3 separate regions of the Homo sapiens genome follow, and regions 1 and 2 are each linked to region 3. A link is a contact called in ENCODE Hi-C data. All regions are on one chromosome and are shown on one strand. The core of a region is the stretch at or near the end of the contact, and the rest is flanking DNA. Distances in the headings are between cores, read along the strand shown. Region 1 holds the start of COQ3 (coenzyme Q3, methyltransferase). Region 2 holds the start of USP45 (ubiquitin specific peptidase 45). Region 3 holds the start of NDUFAF4 (NADH:ubiquinone oxidoreductase complex assembly factor 4).

Region 1 (4,662 bases), core at 1,368-3,867, 2.5 Mb before region 3:
GGTTTCATGTTGGCCAGGATGGTCTTGACCTCGTGATCCGCCTGCCTCGGCCTCCCAACATGCTGGGATTGCAAGTGTATGCCACCGCACCTGGCCAAATTAGATTAGTTCTAAACACATCTAGCTGTTAAGTTTTTCAGTTTTAAGTGGAATTTTGTTGTGTAAAATTTAAAAGAGAAAATGGGCTTTAGCTCTTCAAAAAGCACACATGGGTTATATTTATATCATAAAGGTTTATCAGATACCTATAGAGTTCCTTTAAAGATACCTTGGTTAAATCTGCCACATTCTGATTTTGGTAGAAGTTATGATAGAATTATTCTGAGTTACCAATTTATGTAAAATTTTTAAGTAAATGTGAAAACTTACCAGTTAAACTGAGTGGATGTAGTGGTATATCTCTTTTTTTTTTTTTTTTTTGAGACACAGTCTTGCTCTGTTGCCCAGGCTAGAGTGCAATGGCGTGATCTCAGCTTACTGCAACCTCCACCTCTCTTGTTCAAGCGATTCTCCTGCCTCAACCTCCCAAGTAGCTGGGATTACAGGATTCCATCACCACTCTCAGCTAGTTTTTGTACTTTTTGTAGTAGAGATGGGGTTTCACCATGTTGGCCAGGCTGGTCTTGAACTCCTGACCTCAGGTGATCCGCCCACCTCAGCCTCCCAAGGTGCTGGGATTACAGGTGTCAGCCTCCACGCCCAGCTGTATATCATTTCAAAGCTACAAGGGAGCACTTTACCCTTGGATGAAAAAAAAAATGTTTATAAAGTTGAATTACAAAACAGACATTAAGAGTTTTAGAGCAAAATAAATACGCAGACTTACGGGTGAGACCATAACAATAATAGTCTGGGGAAATATCTCCAACAATGGCCATATACTGCATTACAGCCATTACAACTTTCCAATACCACTTAGGCTTAAGGGTCATTGGGAAAGCCCTTTGTTGATGTTTGTAGCGAGAAATACTATGAGCTAGTTTTGCTTATTTGGGCCAGACCTGTTCTGGGTGTTCAAAAGACATACTTGTCAGCATAAAGCAAATCATTGATTCCCCTTCTTGTTAAAATGTAGTGGAAAGGCTCTGAAGCCCAGTGAAGTGTGGTACCTTCAAAGAAAGTACATATAAAGCTCCTAGAACTTTATTTAATTGTGCTTGCACTTTGCTTTTTCCTTGGATGTGTCACTCCAATAAATACAAGACGTGCTACATTTTCTTTTGTGCAGAGCTTTCTGCCTTCATGTGGAGAGAGGATCATGTATCTAAGGGTAGAGGAGCTCTGAAGAGGACATAGCAACTGAAAAGTGCGACCACCCTTAGGAGGAGGTCAATATTTTAGCTAAGAACCATGAATGAAAGACTATTGCTGTCTGGGTGAGGTGGCTCCCACCTGTAATCCCAGCACTTTGGGAGGCTGAGGCAGGCAGATCACCTGAGGTCAGGAGCTTGAGACCAGCCTGGCCAACATGGTGAAACCCTGACTGAAAATACAAAAATTAAGCCGGGAATGGCAGCATACACCTGTAATCCCAGCTACTTACGAGGCTGAGGCACGAAGAATCACCCGAGCCTGGGGGACGGAGGTTGCAATGAGCTGAGATCCTACCACTGCACTCCAGCCTGAGCAACCGAGTGAGGCTGTCTCAAAAAAAAAAGAAAAAAAAAGATTCCTGAGCGGTAAATTTCGCTAACTGAAAGAACCCTTTACCAATTTGACCCTACCTGTTGAAAATACAGAATAATTTTTTGTCTTCAATGTTGGAGATTCGTCATTGTTCTTACCCAAAGAAAGACTTTGTGCATTTAGACGTAAAATGTTACTGATCACTGTTCCTAGCTCTAAATGAAGTTTGCCTAGACTGAGCCACAGAAGCCTCCTACTACATGATGTATATACCCTGTACAAGATAATAGTCATTTGCAGAAAATAAGTTTTACATTTGGCCTTCTGGCCATCTGATATTTGAGTGCCTTGAAAGGGGAAACAATTCTTCCCTTGAGGAAGAAGTGCTCCCATACTCTTGCATTCTTAGCAGTAGGGTCAATGTCTTACAGGAATATAAAAGTCCTTGAAGAGACATCTGTTAAGTGTGAAATAGAGCTACATGGCAATAAAAGAAGACACAGCACGAAGTAATGGCCTGATTGAGGTCAACTTCGAACATGAGGTTTGAGGTGTCCTATAGCAATAAAGTATCTTCAAAGTTGTTTATGATAGTAAAAACATCTTGCAGTTTAATTCCATGTGCAATTTGCTAAATGAGCGTGAAAGTATAGCCATACATACATAACACTCAACAATACAATCATGAAAGTCGGCTGCAGGCCGGGCGCGGTGGCTCACGCCTGTAATCCCAGCCCTTTGGGAGGCCAAGGCGGGCGGATAACCTGAGGTCAGGAGTTCGAGACCAGCCAACATGGAGAATCGCTTGAACCCGGGCGGCGGAGATTGCAGTGATCCCAGAATCCGAGATGGGGACTGTACTCCAGCCTGGGCAACAGAACAGACTCTGCTAAAAAAAAAAAAAAAAAAAAAAGTCGGCTGCAGACGGCGAAAGTGATCTCGGAACCTTTATGTTGGGGATCTTTTTTCGGGAGGGACCGGAAAAGAGGTGGGATCGTTTGTCGCGATGTGGAGTGGCCGTAAGCTGGGCTCCTCCGGGGGTTGGTTTTTAAGAGTGCTGGGGCCTGGAGGCTGTAATACAAAAGCTGCGCGTCCCTTAATTTCCTCGGCGGGTGAGTGTGTGTGCGGAGGTCCTTCGCATGCAGTCAATTGCGAGCGCTGGCGTCTCTGCGCATGCGCCGGGGGTGGGGCGGTGGGTTGTCTCTGGACCTCGCGAGGGGTCAGCGCGAAACCTAAGGCTTGGTCCTGGCCCCATCTCTCTCCATTGTAAACCTCGCATAGTCCCGTTGGCGGACGCCGGGGAAAAGAGCTCAGGACCAGTGGTCCTGTCTGGAAAAGCGCAGGCCGCGGGTCTCTTGTGGCTGAGCTCCTTGCCCCAGGAGCCGGCGACCCGCTCTGCGTGTGCTGCAGTCTGAAGGTCATGCATCTTTCCTTTGCCGGGGCAGGAATAACTCACGCCTCGTAGTTATGCATAGCTTTGTATCTGTGTTTTGTTTGCACAAAGCTTGCTGTTTTTTTCAGAAAGAATTTAAGGCAGCTGTATTACTTTTTGATTAATAGGTTAATCCAACAGACTGCATTTGCAAATGAGATCAAGAAAATAATGCACTGCTCAGTGCTTGTAGACAGCAGTCTGATTTTCGAACTCTCAGTATTAAGTAGAAACTTAAGCTCATCTTTCACATGGAACTCTTAACAAATACTGTATGCCAGACACTGGTATGAGCACTGGGAATTTAAAAATGAATGACACCGCAAGGATCTCTTTAAAAATGTTAGGATAAACCTAAGATCAGGATATAATGAACAAAAAAATGGGGAATCTAACCGCCCATTAATAAAGGTTATTAGTTGGTACTATCATACAGTGAAAAATAGTACAGCCAATAAAAATGATTTAAATCTATTTGTACCCACATGGAAAAGTAGTAAGATATAGTGTTAAGAAAGTAAAGTTTCATTGTTTCCTGGAAGGAGCCAAAAAAAAAAAAAAGTTACAAATCAGTATGTATAGTGAACTTGGAGTTACAGGTGGAGATATATAGAGAAATTTTGCAGTGATTGCCTGTGGTAGAGTAGGTGATTTTCTATCATTTTATCCTTTATATACTTTTCTTTTTCTGAACTTTTTTTAGTAAACATGTGTCTTTTATAATCAAAAATTTAGAAAAGATATAATAAACCTAGTTCCAATTTTTGAGGGGTGAACATAGAAGGAGCATTTAATCCATATTTGGGATCAAGGAAACTTCTTGAATGGGATATTTAGAGAAATCTTGAAGGAGGTGGCCAGTTTTAGAAGCAGTTGGTCGAGACAGGCAGCTCACTTGAGGTCAAGTGTTCGAGACCAGCCTGGCCAACATGGTGAAACCCTATCTACTAAAAATACAAAATTAGCTGGGCGTGGCGGCAGGCGCCTGTAATCCCAGCTACTCGGGAGGCTGAGGCAGGAGAATCGCTTGAACCTGGGAGGCAGAGGTTGCAGTAAGCCAAGATCACACCATTGCACTCCAGCCTGAGCAACAGAGTGAGACTCTGTCTCAAAAAAAAAAAAAAGCAGTTGGAGAGGGGAAAGGACCAGCTCGAGAATCTGTGAGAAAGTTTGTGAGAAACTGCAAGGTTCCTTGAAAAGTAAAGTGTGTAGGTGGAGGGCAGAAGGTAAAGGCAGGGGGTGGCAAGGGATGAGGAAGAGGCCTTTTTGGCCATGACACATTCATGAAAGGCCATTTACACCTCCTGAGGTAGACTATCCCGCGGACAGTGGAAATCACTGAAGAAGCAACATGAACAGATTTATGTTTAAGAAATAACACTTGGCAGCTGTCTACATAGAATGTGGGATGGAGTCAGGCAAGTCTAGGCCCAGGAAGACCTTAGAGCAATCCAGACAGTAAATTATCATTGCTGGAAATAAAGTATTGGTAGGGTAAAAGTCTGTCACCTGTTTTATTCACCATCAGCATGGTGCCTGGTAGGTGCTGAATAAATGACTTTTCAATAAATAAAATGAAAAAAACCTTTTCCCATTCCTTTAAA
Region 2 (4,521 bases), core at 360-2,859, 2.6 Mb before region 3:
TATCTAGTGGAAATCAAGATAGCTTTGAATTTTGTCGTTTCCAAGAAAATTTAAGTATTGTATGGTATTTGATAATTTCTAATTTTTTTCTTATGAAGAAAAGAACCTAAATTTCCATAATCTAATTCAATCCCTTTTAAAAAATCAATCATAAACTGGGTTTCCACATATATTTTTTAAAATCTCTTTTACAGTGACACAATTAAGATGCAAATTATTTAGATTTGCTCAAGTTTGCTTGTTCTTGTTCTTCCAAGTTCTAGGTCAAATCCAAAGTTAAAATACATGAAAGCTTTTGATTTATGAAGTAGACAATTTTGCCTTCAAAATTACACCACATGACCTCTTCTTATTTGAGGAATATTTTCTTTTTCCCTAGGGAAAAAAATTATCCTAACCCCAAAATGATAGTGTACCTCTATACCTGTAACAGCAACTGGCATATCTGTGCTCAATTATGTTTGTTAAATGAATGGTCCTTGTTAAGTACGATATAAGCAAATATCAACCTTCTTTGCCAAGTTCTCCACATGTAAATACTGTTAGAAGAGTTTTTAAAGAAAAATTTAGTGTTTGCAATTTTAACTCTCGTATCTTCTGATTTCTACGCCAATGCTCTTATCCTTAAAGCCACATTTGTCCCTTGGCTGAAGAGTTGTGAAAGATCAGGAGACTTTTAGAACCTATCCATAACCAGTGTTGGCATTTGCAATATCCATGATTGAAACAAAATATTTTCAAACCAACTACTTTTACTAAACATGCAATGTGCTGGCCACTTCAACAGATAACCGGGCTTTGAGGAGGTATAGGTGTATTTCAAGAAATGTACTATCTAGCTAGGAAGAGAGAAGGATAGGTAAGACAACAGCAATGGGGGAAAAACCACAATAATATATGACGAATGTTAGATGTGACTTTAAGAGTTCAGGGGGCGGCGGGGGTGTGGGGGCGGAGCCGGGCGCGGTGGCTCAAGCCTGTGATCCCAGCACTTTGGGAGGCCGGGGCGGGCGGATCACAAGGTCAGGAGATCGAGACCATCCTGGCTAACACGGTGAAACCCCGTCTCTACTAAACAAAATACAAAAAATTAGCCGGGCGTGATGGCGGGCGCCTGTAGTCCCAGCTACTCGGGAGGCTAAGGCAGTAGAATGGCGTGAACCCGGTAGGCGGAGGTTGCAGTGAGCCGAGATCTTGCCATTGCACTGCAGCCTGGGCGACAGAGCGAGACTCCGTCTCAAAAAAAAAAAAAAAAAAAAAAGAGTTCAGAGGAGGGTAACGGAGGGAAATCGGAGGCTGTTTCAGAAGGTGCCCAGCAACAAGTGGGACTTAAGCCGGACTCCTGCAACATCCGAGGTGCGCACGCTGGCCCAGGATCCTAACAAATTGCTAGTCGGTGGCTATGAGTCTTAGATTATCAGGGACTCTCCGGGCTCTGCGGACACGCAGAACGCAGGCGCCACGCAAGCCGGCCCCGCCCTTTCACCCCTCCCCGCGCTCCCGGGCCCCGGGCGCGCCGCCTGGAACCCTCCCGGTCCTGGCTGGGGGCGGGCGAACGAGGCCCCACCTCTGCCGGGAGCGGGACGAGCGCGCAGGCGCAGTCTCCCCAGGTTGTAGACGCTGCGGCCCGGCCCGGCGGGGTGAGTTGAGAACGCGGCGCTTTGGTCGCAGCGGCGGTATGGTCGCCGCAGTTTCTCGGTCTTCGCTTCGGCGACCTTGACCCCCTTGTGGGTGGGCGAGGCTGGAAGAGAGGCTCCCCACCCCACTCGGCTTCCTGATCCCTGGGGGCGCCGGGCGGTCACCGAGGGCCGTGTGAGCGCCGCTCTGCCGGCTCCGGGTCCATGCGGCTGCGGGAGAAGCCCTGGGCGTCGGGGCTGGCCTGGGAGGGGCCCGAGTCCCCTGGTGACCTGGGCGCGCGGCGGCCCCACACCTTTCCGTCCGCCTCATCGCGGCGCATTTCTCTTCACATCCTCGGGGTGTGTGTGTGTTGGTGACCGGAGGAAGCCTGTCTAATGACTTTTCTGGAAGCGTCGTGTATTAGGAGCTCCGGGGCCGGACTGCTTGGGTCCGCATCTCCATCCACCGCTTACTGGCTTTGGGACCTCTGCAAGTCACTTCACTTCTCTTTCTCAGTTTCAAGTGTAAAATGCGGAAAATAATAGCAACTTATCTCCTAAGGTGGTTGTGAGGGTTGCGTGGGTTAATATTTGTGAAGTGCTTAGAACTGAGCGTGATACACAGCAAAACCATAAGTGCTGCTCATCTTTTTGAGCTTGGTATATAAAAGGAGATAGTGACCTTTTCTTCTCTTTCCAACCCCCATAAATAATTGCCCAAGAGTAGGAAAAAAGGATTTTTTTTTCTTAAGGATATGGGCTTTTTGCATAGCCTGTTTAAAAACAAAGCTTTCTAAACAACTTAGTTGCACATCCTACTTTAGAGAAAAGACAAGTGTTAAGTGATGGTGACTTGAAAACTGTAAAGTTTATTGTTTGGAAAACCGCATGAGAAAAATGGCCAGAACATATTTGTGCTAAAAAGAGTTAACATAGCAGGCCTTAAGACTGCTATCCTTAGAAAGGACTGCTTGCAATGTTGGTGCTTGTTTGGCATCTGGGAACTTAGATTTTTGGGTTTGTGCTGAACAGTATGTTTTATGCCGAAATTACCAGCTTCTGTAAAAATCCGGGACACCAAGTCTTTAATGGGCTTCCCTGCGCGGAAACTGCTGCATTTTCACTGATGGAGGAAGGATGTGTTTTGTTTGACCCCTCTTGGGAGGGAGACCGCATAAGGAGCCTACACGTGATTCCTCCAGACTCCGCTTGTGTCTTTTTCTATTATGATGAGCCTTTATATCCATACTGCATTGTGTAATAAATGTCAGCCATGAATTCAACTATATGTTGAGTCCCGTGCATCCTATCAAAGCTCTAAATGTGGGGGAGATCACGGAGATCCTCAGCCACAGTTTTGTAAATTTGTATAAAGGTAAGGGATATAAGTGCCGTTTTTTTACGAGGATATATTTCCTAGTGGTACTGGGCTTTTAGTGTAACCATCACCTGAATAATGTACATTGTGTCCATTAAGCAATTTCTCATTCCTCACCCCACTCCCATCCTTCCCAGTCTCCAGTGCCCAGACACAATTTTGATGATAAAAAGTATTGGAAGCTCTAATAATTGGACTTTTAATTTTGCCCTTTTGCCTCAAATGGAAATTGGAAAACTACAGATAAATAATTGCCGAATTCTGGGTTACTGTACCAAATGATTCTGTCTGTTTAGACATTACATATGGCAGAAAAATCATCAGAAATTGCCTCTACATTACCAAGTTAATTTTGAGTCAGTGTTTTTGAAAAAAGGCACAGGTTGCTTACAGTATGTAGGTCAAATGCCTGGTTTTGTTTATTATTTTGCTAGCATTATCTGTGTTAATGCTCATCTTTATCAAGAGCTTATCTGTACCACAGCGAGAAAATATAATCAGTTTCTCATAGGCCATTTTCCCTGTACTTTATTAGTTATACCTATCTCTTTTCAGGACATCAAATTTAAATTGATGGAGGTAGGTTTGCAAATTTGGGGTTAGAAAGATCAAATTTGCCGTCTGCTTATGTCTCTTTTCCCTTATAAAAGACTAGATCAGTTTTTGGTAAGTTAGTTGGGAGTTGGAGGGGTTAGAGGTTTGAGGAAAGTGAAGAAGATTTGAAATGGCTCTGTGGATAGTATGTAAGTTGACCAGAAGGTGAAGTGAATAATAATGGACCTAGTCTGCTTTCTTAAGAGACTTTCTCCCGACATGGAGAAAATGGTTAATTGGGTTCATCTAGGATTGGGTTCTGCGAGAGAGGTGATGTAGTCCTTAAGGCTCTGCACAAGTATTCCGGTTCACCTATTTTTGGGTACATGTAATGCTGCACTCTTTGTACATGGGCAACCCCTCTCCATGTCTGCTTGAAGTTAAATGTGCCATGTGACTTGCTTTAGGAAGCAGCTCTCCATTTGCCATTTCCACTTCTCCCTGCCCTGCTGTAAGGGTCATGGAAGGACTTGTTGAGATGCAGCCTCTTGTCAGCCTGGACACTATAGGAAAATATGAGTGGCTGATCAGGCAAGTTGGAAGAACTGGGAAGTTGCTGTCAGAGAAGGGGATACTTAAATTAGTGATTTTATAAGGTGGAACTGTAGGGGAGAGTAGATGAGGAAGTTTGGAGGGAGAAGGTAGAGATGAAGTGCTCAAGGAACTCAGAGGCTTTTTACATGTTCCTAACCCGGAAGCCCTTAATTTATTGCAACTTAGTTCAGTAGTGATGACCGTTGGACTTAATGGTAAACTTGAAAGCTCCCTTATTGTGAATTATGGAATGAATAAATCAAGATTTGGAATTTAGTACTGAATTGAAAGATTCATTACCTTGATCATTGAGAAGTAAGTCAGCAACCATGAAAATTGCGATGTTGCTTAGCCACCAGGCAGGAGAGTAAAAGGTAGGCCAAGCTACTCTAACAGAGA
Region 3 (4,516 bases), core at 60-2,559:
CTTCTATAAATTCCAAATACCAATCCCTGTAAAAATGTTCAGTATAATTAAATAAAGGGCATTTAAATTAGAGTGGCTGAAGCCGTCTTCCTTGCAGTGCTTTTGCTCTGATTAAGCATTATACTTAATGATTACATTAGTTTTCTTTTTAAAAAACTTTCCCTTTCTTCATTTTGGTTCTTTGATTCTTGTTTTATTATTATTATTCTATTCGATTATCTTTACATCAATATTTTCTTACTTTAAGCTGGTTAAAAACATCCACTCTACTTCATTTTGCTAAGCAGAGATCAGAACACTAAAAATAGATTTTGCAGCCACAGTAAGAGAAATACTGTAACTTCCTTCCTACTGCTTCCTTCCTGGTGGGTTTTATTTTAGATTAATAACAATATTTCTAAAGGGTCTTAAATAAAAGCAGCACTACAGTAACCCATTCAGGAAATGGAGAGAGACGGAGAAGGTGAATGTAACACTCGTTTTTTTGTTTGTTTGTTTTTTTTTTCTGACGTCTTATTGTCTGTTCCTTTCATTAAATTACACAGAGGCTTAAAAAGAATGAAGAAGGCAAGAGAGAAGAGAAATAGGAGAGGGAATGACTCAGCATTTAGTAGCATGGAGAAGTAAATTAGTAGCAAAAATAAGATAAGGGAAAGTATAACTAAAATCGATACCATTAGGTCAAATGAGAACGGGATGTAAAAAATAATGGAAAAAGAATACAGTGGCTTGAAAATGCATCAGGCGGGGGGACAGGAAAATAAGAGGCATTTAAATGAGAGCGGCTGAGAACAAATACTCATCGAAAGGGAACATCCTTTCATTATTTTCCTTTCACAAAAGCAGGAAAGGGCAACTTGAGAGCCCAGTTTGACCCTGGTTCAGTAAGTTCCATTTTTATCGGCTAACTCTTTGGTGGCATTGCCCTGTGAAACAACTTCAAGGTCAACTTCCTTACGACTTTGATTTTCAGCTCTTCACTGAAACTTTGGAATCACGTGGAGTCTTATCCAATGCTGGGCCTCACTCCACAAGAATTAAATCAGAAAGTCTGGGGTAGGGCCCGGCACAGAACTTTACAGAGCTTCCCGGGTGACTCCCTCGGAGTTCCAGCGTTAAAAGCAACCGTGGGTCTGGGGACTTAAGCCCCGCCACCTCCCGCCGGAAGCGGCCCTCGTGGGAGCCGTCACTCGCCCCGAAGGGAGGGGCTCCCTTTTAAATGCCCTGGGCAGAGAAGCGGTGTGTGGCCTCCCGAGCGCTAGGGGGCGACGGGCACGCATTTAAGCGCCCGCGGCGGGGCTTCCCCTCACTTGTGCGCATGCTCCGGGTGTCCCGGAGTTGTCCTGCGCCGGTGTTCCCACGTGCGGCCTGAACCTGAGCGCATAATGTTATGAGGAGATGGGAGCACTAGTGATTCGCGGTATCAGGAATTTCAACCTAGAGAACCGAGCGGAACGGGAAATCAGCAAGATGAAGCCCTCTGTCGCTCCCAGACACCCCTCTACCAACAGCCTCCTGCGAGAGCAGATTAGTCGTGAGTGGTGCGAGGGCGTTTCGGGGCCCGGGGGCGCGGAGTCCCTGTGCTGCCCGGCTGTCCCTAGCGTGGGTCCGGAGGCCGAGGGATCGGCGTCAGCCTGCTCGGCCGCAGCCGCTCGGGTTGGCGGAGCGTTGGAAGGGGGAGCCGCCAGGCCGGTGACATTGAGACTGTCCTCCGCGCCCGCGGTGAGGTCGGCGGCCCCGCCTACTTCCGAGACCCAGAGGCAGCAGCCAGTGCTCCCGCTAACCAGGCCCTCGCCGGCTGCTGTCACGGACTTGATACAGGGAATCAAAATCCGAGAGGGTCACAGAGCTTTCTCTAGGGGTCTTCACTGGACGATGGACGCAGAGCCTGACCTGGAATTTTGATTTCCATCTAAAGTATTTTCCTAACAGTCCAAATGATTATGTTTATTTTTTAAAAAAATTAAAGTGGTTAGGCCGGGCGCGGTAGCTCAAGCCTGTAATCTCAGCACTTTGGGAGGCCGAGGCGGGCAGATCACCTGAGGTCAGGAGTTCGAGACCAGCCTGGCCAACATGGCTAAACCCCGTCTCTACAAACAATGCAAAAATTAGCCGGGCGTGGTGGCGCGCCTGTAGCCTCAGCTTGTCGGGAGGCTGAGGTGGGAGAATCTCTCGAACCCGGGAGGCGGAGGTTGCAGGGAGCCGAGATCGCGCGACTGCACTCCAGTCTGGGCAACAGAGCGAGACTCCGACTCAAAAAAGAAAATAAAAGAAAGCGTTTGTGTTAAGCGTTTAGGATATTACAGGAAATTTTCCTTGATTTTAATATTGTGACTTTTTTCCTTTCCTTAGTCTATCCAGAAGTTAAAGGAGAGATTGCTCGTAAAGATGAAAAGCTGCTGTCGTTTCTAAAAGATGTGTATGTTGATTCCAAAGATCCTGTGTCTTCCTTGCAGGTAAATGTGTGTTTAATTAAGTGAATACACAATTTACTTATTTTGGGGCTTCAGGAAAATGATTAAGTGTGGCAAGTAGTAAAAAGAGTGCTCTGCAAGTGTGTGTTGTGATCAATCTACACGCCTTGGCAAAGTTTAAGCACACTGGTGTAAGACAGCAAGACACTTATGCCTTGGTTCACTGGATATTTACCAGAATTCTAAAATAACTTGTGGAAGTATTGATACAAGCAACTGTGTGAATTATTTCATAGTATTTCAGAATTTGTAGGATTTGGTAAGGCATTACTTCCAGTGGTTGTCATTTGAGTGACAAAAGCAGAGCTTTAATATTATTTTCTCATTCTTCTGTGGATTGAGGTATGTTCTAATCTCAGAGACTCCTTTAGTAAGTGGTGTTGTTGGATTTTGTGGGGTGTTCCTGTTTGTTTTTTTAAGGATGTATTCAGATAGGATATTTAAAATTAGAAGGATCAAAGAATACATTAGGAATGGGAACCTATGTGTAAATCCATATTCTGTATTATGTAAGTCCTGGGCACAAGTGCTTTGTATATAGTGATGAACAAAACTAGTCCTTATTTTCACAGGGCCTATGATGTTGTGAAGGACACAGCCATTAAACAAATGAGCAACAATGTGACCATAATTATGGGAAAAGTACGTGCACTGCTGAGTATATTGGAGGGACCTCTTTGAAATGGGAGGATCAAGGATGGTTTCTGAGGAAGTGATAGTTATGTTCAGGCCTGAGGAGGGATCAGTTGGAGTTAACCAGATGAGTTTTTGGGGGCAGGAAGATTCTAGTTAGGGGTAAAGTTTGATTAAAGGCCAAGGAAGTGCCAACAACTTCCAGATTTTTTTTTTCATTCTAAAATATTCTGGTACTGTCCCTCTCTCTCTGGATATTTGCACAGATAGAATTATTAATATAATTTTCACTACAGAGGAGAAATAAAACAAGATTTGTTAATCGCTGCACATAGTAATTGTAGGGTTCAGTTATCACCACATGCTCACATGAAAAAAGTATAGGGTTAATGTCTGTGTTCTTACGTCATTTTAAAATAGGTGTTGAGTAATACTCCCCAAGTATTCTTTCTCTCATGTTACTTAATTATGCATCTGAAAATTCACTCTTGGGAGCAAAAAAAAATTAATGCTTTGTATGTATAAGACTCAGTTATACATATAATGCGTAAAGAGATACGTATATAGTGATATTAAAATTTCATGGGGACATTAGGAAAAGTCTAGATTCCTTAGGGAGAGTGATAATGAAAACTGGAATTGCCTTTTGTTTATGTTCTGTGTCCCTTTTTTTCCTTCGGGCAGTTCATGGTTGTGATGCCTCTAGACATCATTGATACTGTGCCTTTCATATGGCAAATAATTTATTTGTTGTCTGACTTTTTAACATATTTATTCAAAATTCTGTCAAATATTTCAGTCTTTTTGCCTTTTGTGGTAAAGGAATACTGGGCCCACTCTACCATCATATAAACTCTTCTGTATTTTCTTCCAGTAGTTTTATAACTACATTTTATATTAAAATCTTTATCTGGCATTAAATGTGGTCTTTGATGTGTGGAATAGATCAGTTGAACCTCTTTTCAAACAGATGGCTTGTTGTGTAAATATAATTTGTTGAAGAGCCCAGACCTTTCTCCACTTACTTAAAATGCATCTCTAGATACACATATGGGTCTATTTATGGACTCATCAGTTTTACTTATTTTTCTATTTATACACTAGAACCATAGTTTTAATTAATAGAGCTTTATAATGTGTGTTGATATTTCTTATAGTCTTCTCTCATTCTTTTAAAAAGTTTCTGGTCTCTTTTCACACATTAATATTTTTCCAGATGAATTTGAGAATGAAATTGTCAGGTTCTTTAATAAGTCCTATTTGGATTTTGAGTATAATTGAATGGGAATTTATGGATTAATTTGAGGAGAATTAACATTTTAATTATTAAGTCTTTGAGTGGTAAAGGGAACGTTGTTACTGTGATGGGAGCTTTTTTCACTTTAAATTTAAACTGTTTATTGCTGCTA

What was found. Hi-C counts contacts between places; a loop is a spot of excess contacts on that map. Pooled maps may share reads with other maps.
Region 1: a loop to region 3 is called in a pooled map, with 4 times the contacts of the local background. The contact joins the promoter of COQ3 here to the promoter of NDUFAF4 in region 3. A Hi-C loop is called at or near these places in 5 of 50 pooled maps.
Region 2: a pooled map shows a loop between it and region 3 (7-fold over the local background). The contact joins the promoter of USP45 here to the promoter of NDUFAF4 in region 3. A Hi-C loop is called at or near these places in 7 of 50 pooled maps.

Annotation. Positions count from the first base shown.
Region 1 is chr6:99,392,150-99,396,811 of GRCh38, reverse strand. It overlaps COQ3 (coenzyme Q3, methyltransferase), which reads left to right and starts at 2,617. Exons shown (of 7, transcript NM_017421.4): 1 at 2,617-2,738. The coding sequence starts at 2,633. RefSeq lists an enhancer at 2,722-3,361.
Region 2 is chr6:99,512,511-99,517,031 of GRCh38, reverse strand. It overlaps USP45 (ubiquitin specific peptidase 45), which reads left to right and starts at 1,609. Exons shown (of 18, transcript NM_001346022.3): 1 at 1,609-1,640. RefSeq lists silencers at 822-1,041, 1,352-1,721, 1,772-1,871 and enhancers at 788-1,693, 1,694-2,601.
Region 3 is chr6:96,894,684-96,899,199 of GRCh38, reverse strand. It overlaps NDUFAF4 (NADH:ubiquinone oxidoreductase complex assembly factor 4), which reads left to right and starts at 1,309. Exons shown (of 3, transcript NM_014165.4): 1 at 1,309-1,534; 2 at 2,353-2,456. The coding sequence starts at 1,399. It also overlaps a transcript of KLHL32 not described here. RefSeq lists an enhancer at 1,387-1,486.